Linked DNA regions of Homo sapiens: region 2 is linked to region 1. A link is an interaction called in ENCODE POLR2A ChIA-PET data of the cell type or tissue named here. Cell type or tissue: A673. All regions are shown on one strand. Links, peaks and the distances in the headings refer to the core of each region. The heading gives the core; the rest is flanking DNA. Region 1 has its middle 13 kb from the start of PTGES3. Region 2 holds the start of ATP5F1B (ATP synthase F1 subunit beta).

Region 1 (2,908 bases), core at 198-2,697:
TCTCAGCCTCCCAAGTAGCTGGGATTACAGACATGCACTACCACACCCAGCTAATTTTTATTTTATTTTTTTGTATTTTTTTGTATTTTTAGTAGAGACGGGGTTTCATCATGTTGGCCAGGCTGGTCTCGAACTCCTGACCTCAGGTGATCCACCTGACTCGGCCTCCCAAAGTGCTGGGATTACAAGCATGAGCCATAGTGCCCAGCCAAGATCTCTGTTTTAATGTTAATGCTGGTCAGTTGTGCCAGAACTCCAAAGGGAAGAGAGTATAATGAGGCATATTCAATGCCTCCCATTCCCCACATTGCCTGAACTACTTTTTCAGGAGTTTGGGGGTCCTCTTGGCCAAATGGGGATCCATTCAGTCAGTTGGGGGGCTTAAAATTTTATATTTTTATTTATTTATTTATTTATTTAGACAGAGTTTCGCTCTTGTTGCCAAGCCTGGAGTTCAATGGCCCAATCTCGGCTCACCACAACCTCTGCCTCTCGGGTTCAAGTGATTCTCTTGTCTCAGCCTCCGGAGTAGCTGGGACTACAGGCGCACGCCACCACACCAGGCTAATTTTTGTATTTTTAGTAAAGACGGGGTTTCACCATGTTGGCCAGGATGGTCTCGATCTCCTGACCTCGTGATCCACCCGCCTCGGCCTGGGATGACAGGCGTGAGCCACCGTGCCCGGTCTAAAATTTTATTTTCTACAGTTCTAACACCCAGAAGTGAGATTGCTGGATTTTTGATTTCTGAATTAAGCACAGAGTTTCCTGACCTGTGTCCCAAGAATTGCCTTTACAGTCCCACTGATTTGTTGATCTAGTTCTTAGAAATCTTAATTAAGACCCGGTGCGATGGCTCATGCCTACAATCCCAGTACTTTGGGATGCCAAGGAGGGTGGATCACCTGAGGTCAGGGGTTCGAGACCAGCCTGCCCAACATGGTGAAACCCCTGTCTCTACTAAAAATACAAATATTAGCTGGGTGTGGTGGCGGGCACCTGTAATCCCAGCTACTTGGGAGGCTGAGGCTGGAAGGCTGAGGCTGGAGAATCGCTTGAACCCAGGAGGCGGAGGTTGCAGTGACCGGAGACCACGAATTACACTCCAGCTTGGGTGACGAGTGAAACTCCGTCTCAAAAAAAAAAAAAAGAAATATTCATTAAATTAGATCTTTCTCTGCCTTTTCATTTGGTATAAATCTGGCTTAATGAAGCAGACACTGCCTACATGCATTTAATGACTCTAAGAAAGCAGCAACTCCCAAAGGACACAAATTAAGGATGAAAGTTTCTAACTGCTCTTGGCCAACTGTATGATGGAGAGTTGTGTCAGGAAGTGAAGAAATTTCCTCTTTTGTTATTTAAAAGGGAGACTAAGAGACTGTGGTTAGCAATTCATAATAGCCTGTGTCTCCAGCCCATGAGAGTCACTTGGGGCCGGCGCGGTGGCTCATGCCTGTAATAGCAGCACTTTTGGAGGCTGAGGCGGGCGGATCACTTGAGGTCAGGAGCTTGAGACCAGCCTGGCCAATATGGTGAATCCTTGTCTCTACTAAAAAAACAAAAATTAGCCGAGCCTGGTGTCAGGCACCTGTAATCTCAGCTACTCTGAAGGCTGAGGCAAGAGAATCGCTTGAAGCCGGGAGGCAGAGGTTGCAGCAAGCCGAGATCGCGTCATTGCACACCCGCCTGGGCGACAAAGCAAAACTCCCTCTCAAAAAAAAAAAAAAAAACAAAAGGCGGGGGGCAGTGGCTCACGCCTGTAATCCCAGCACTTTGGGAGGCCGAGGCAGGCGGATCACGAGGTCAGGAGATCCAGACCATCCTGGCTAACACAGTGAAACCCCGTCTCTACTAAAAATACAAAAAATTAGCCGGGCGTGGTGGCAGGTGCCTGTAGTCCCAGCTACTCAGGAGGCTGAGGCAGGAGAATGGCGTGAACCCGGGAGGCGGAGCTTGCAGTGAGCCAAGATGGCGCCACTGCACTCCAGCCTGGGCAATACAGCGAGACTCCATCTCAAAAAAAAAAAAAAAAAAAAGAATAATTTTTGACCTTGATTTACCAAGCGTGGTGGTGCGCCCCTGTAATCCCAGCTACTCCGGAGGCTGAGGCAGGAGAATCACTTGAACCCGGGAGGCGGAGGTTGCAGTGAGCCGAGATCGGCCATTGAACTCCAGCCTGGGCAACAAGAGCGAAACTCCTTTTCAAAAAAAAAATTAGCCAGGTGTGATGGCGCCCGCCTGTAGTCCCACCTACTTGGGAGGCTGGGGCGGGAGGATCACTCAAGCCCAGAGGTCAAGGCTATGGTGAGCAGAAATCGTGCCACTGCACTCCAGCCCAGGTGACAGAGTGAAACCCTGTCTCAAAAAGATAAAATAAATAAGGCCGGGTGCCGTGGCTCACCTCTGTAATCCCAGCACTTTGGGAGGCCGAGGCAGGTGGATCACCTTAGGCCAGGAGTTCGAGACCAACTTGGCCAAGATGATGAAACCCTGTCTCTACTAAAAATACAAAAATTAGCCAGGTGTGGCGGTGCGCACCTGTACTCACAGCTACTTGGGAGGTTCAGGCAGGAGAATCGCTTGAACCCATGAGGTGGAGGTTGCAGTGAGCCAAGATGGCACCACTGCACTCCATCCTGGGTGACAGAGTGAGACCCTGTCTCAAAAAATAAATAACAAAGAAACAGAAGACAGCCTTTTTAAGAAAAAGGAATGGCTGGTCAACTATGTCAAAAACTTCTGTCAGAGGCCTTTGAAACAGAGCAACTCCATCTTGAATAGGAGCAGGGTAAAATGAGGCTTAGACCTCCTGGGCTGCATTGCCAGGATGTCAGGCATTCTATGTCACAGGATGAAATAGGAGGTTGGCCCAAGGTACAGGTCACAAAGACTTTGCTGATAAAAC
Region 2 (2,835 bases), core at 336-2,835, 55 kb after region 1:
TATTATTTATTTATTTATTTATTTTTTATTATTATTTTTGAGACGGAGTCTCGCTCTGTCACCAGGCTGGAGTGCAGTGGCACGATCTCAGCTCATTGAAACCTCCGCCTTCCAGGTTCACGCCATTCTCCTGCCTCAGCCTCCTGAGTAGCTGGGACTACAGGCGCCCGCCACCACGCCCAGCTAATTTTTGTATTTTTAGTAGAGACGGGGTTTCACCATGTTGGCCAGGATGGTCTAGATCGCTTGACCTCATGATCTGCCCACCTCGGCCTCCCAGAGTGCTGGGATTACAGGCGTGAGCCACCGTGCCCAGCCTATTTTATTTTATATATTTATTTTATTTTTTTAGAGAGTCTCACTCTGTCGCCCAAGCTGGAGTGCAGTGGCGCTATCTCGGCTCACTGCAAGCTCCGCCTCTCGGATTTACGCCATTCTCCTGCCTCAGCCTCCCAAGTAGCTGGGACTACAGGCGCCCGCCACCACGCCCGGCTAATTTTTTGTATTGTTAGTAGAGACCGGGTTTCACTGTGTTAGTCAGGATGGTCTCGATCTCCTGACCTCGTGATCCGCCCGCCTTGGCCTCCCATAGTGCTGGGATTACAGGCGTGAGCCACCGCGCCCAGCTAATTTTTGTATTTTTAGTAGAGACGGGGTTTCACCATGTTAGCTAGGCTGGTCTCGAACTCCTGACCTCAGGTGATCCACCTGCCTCGGCCTCCGAAAGTACTGGGATTACAGGCGTGAGCCACCGCTCCCAGCCTACCCTAAGAATTTCTATTCACATTTCATAGCTGAGGTCTCTCAGCTTCCTTCAAGGTGGACAATTCTGTATCTCTAGGTGACCCAATTTTATCCCCTCGTCTTTCGTGCACCCAGTTTATGCTAACCAGGAACCATCACATTATTGCATTGTTTGTTCACCTGGACCTTAAAAGGAAGGTTCTTAGTCTTATTTATCTTATTATTGAGTCTCCTCAATGCCCTGCTAAAGTACTGGTTACATTAGTTTATTTCATTTTAATAGGTTTAAATGATAAAGATCCTGTCTAGGTTGCTAATCTGTGCAATCGCCTGGGAGCTTGCAATCTCACTACTTCGAGAGAAAAACCTTATTTTGGCTCTAAAGAGGGCTCCTGACTTCGCCACGCTCACCTTCAGTGGTGCTTCACCGCACTACCACTTCCCTAACCACCGCCCCTATGGCTGTCACCTAGATCAAGGACCTATCTAAGGAGAAAGCCCAAGGACAGGCAAAGACAGGCCACGCACTTTCAACAGGAACTCGGCCCCTTTCCTAAACGTAGTTCCTCTGATTACCCTGTCCAACGGACGTCGCTATGATCCAATTAAGTTTTGAGGCTCAGAGTGACGCCCTCTAACCTCACACTGTCCAATAAAAAAAGGAGTTTCAGATTAGCACCAGTTTTGACCAATGGATGAGAAGATCAGCGTGTATTAACCTGTAGAAGCAGCACAGAGAATGATGAGCAGCCAGTTCACCCAATGGACCTGCCTACTGCAGCGTAGGCCTCGCCTCAACGGCAGGAGAGCAGGCGGCTGCGGTTGCTGCAGCCTTCAGTCTCCACCCGGACTACGCCATGTTGGGGTTTGTGGGTCGGGTGGCCGCTGCTCCGGCCTCCGGGGCCTTGCGGAGACTCACCCCTTCAGCGTCGCTGCCCCCAGCTCAGCTCTTACTGCGGGCCGCTCCGACGGCGGTCCATCCTGGTAAGTGCTTTTCTCTAGGAGCTAACGTTCCATTTTGCCGCCCCATGACCTTGAGCCGGGGAACGATGGTAGCTCGGGCCTAAGGGATCCGTGGTGTTAAAAGGATGCCTGGAGCCGCGTCTTGCTCTCTAATGGCTGGAGAACAAGAATGGGACACCCATAGGAGGTTTCTTCGACCCAGCTCTGTCCCATTTTGTATAAAGTCCTTTGTGTGACGGAAAAGGTGCGGGCAGGTGCGTTGACCTTCCGGTTGAATAGGGGTACTGAACTCTCGAAAAATGGGGTCTTGTGCATGCGGATGGGAAGGCTGTGCAGGCGCTTTATCGATCGCTGCGCGGCCTTCCCTCTTGGACACGCGTTCCGTACAAGCGGAAAGAGGCCTGACTTCGGCTGAGTTTTCCTCTCCTTGTGTGTTAAGTCCTGGCTTCCGATGACCTTTAACTGGCCTGACCCCAGCTCCTTCCAATATCTTTTGTCTGTTAGTCAGGGACTATGCGGCGCAAACATCTCCTTCGCCAAAAGCAGGCGCCGCCACCGGGCGCATCGTGGCGGTCATTGGCGCAGTGGTGGACGTCCAGTTTGATGAGGGACTACCACCAATTCTAAATGCCCTGGAAGTGCAAGGCAGGGAGACCAGACTGGTTTTGGAGGTGGCCCAGCATTTGGGTAAGTAGAGTTTGTTAGGAATAGTAAAGACCTTGTGTAGCCCAAATATCCCCAAAACCAAGCTGTCTGCCTTCTATGATGATTTTATCAAAATGACTTTCGTTCTTCTGAGTTTGCTGAAGCCACATTTAGGTACTGAGAAGGAGTCTTGGTCGATTTAGGTCTTGATACCAATTTATCCTTATGTATAACCCTGCGATGCCTGTATCTAACAGGTGAGAGCACAGTAAGGACTATTGCTATGGATGGTACAGAAGGCTTGGTTAGAGGCCAGAAAGTACTGGATTCTGGTGCACCAATCAAAATTCCTGTTGGTCCTGAGACTTTGGGCAGAATCATGAATGTCATTGGAGAACCTATTGATGAAAGAGGTCCCATCAAAACCAAACAGTAAGTTGCTCTTATTGCATCTATGCACAAAGGAACTTCTGTTATTTGCAG

Evidence for each region. Peaks named below come from ENCODE experiments on the same cell type or tissue, not always from the same donor. Only the 100,000 strongest peaks of a DNase experiment are listed, where the experiment ranks them.
Region 2: POLR2A ChIA-PET joins it to region 1 with 7 read pairs; 31 of 35 experiments call an interaction of 5 or more read pairs at or near these places.

What each region holds. Positions count from the first base shown.
Region 1 is chr12:56,699,393-56,702,300 of GRCh38, reverse strand. No RefSeq gene overlaps it. Among named protein-coding and RNA genes, the nearest start is that of PTGES3, 13 kb to the right of the region's middle. RefSeq lists silencers at 1,384-1,443, 1,392-1,546. In A673, for the core only: no CTCF peak of the experiment used is centred there; a DNase peak (open chromatin) is centred at 1,330; H3K4me3 peaks cover 619 bases; H3K27ac peaks cover 993 bases.
Region 2 is chr12:56,644,730-56,647,564 of GRCh38, reverse strand. It overlaps ATP5F1B (ATP synthase F1 subunit beta), which reads left to right and starts at 1,581. Exons shown (of 10, transcript NM_001686.4): 1 at 1,581-1,728; 2 at 2,212-2,394; 3 at 2,610-2,784. The coding sequence starts at 1,602. It overlaps SNORD59A (small nucleolar RNA, C/D box 59A), which reads left to right and starts at 2,464; the gene lies at 2,464-2,538. RefSeq lists enhancers at 1,064-1,772, 1,494-1,823, 1,773-2,483. In A673, for the core only: no CTCF peak of the experiment used is centred there; a DNase peak (open chromatin) is centred at 1,434; H3K4me3 peaks cover 1,379 bases; H3K27ac peaks cover 2,097 bases.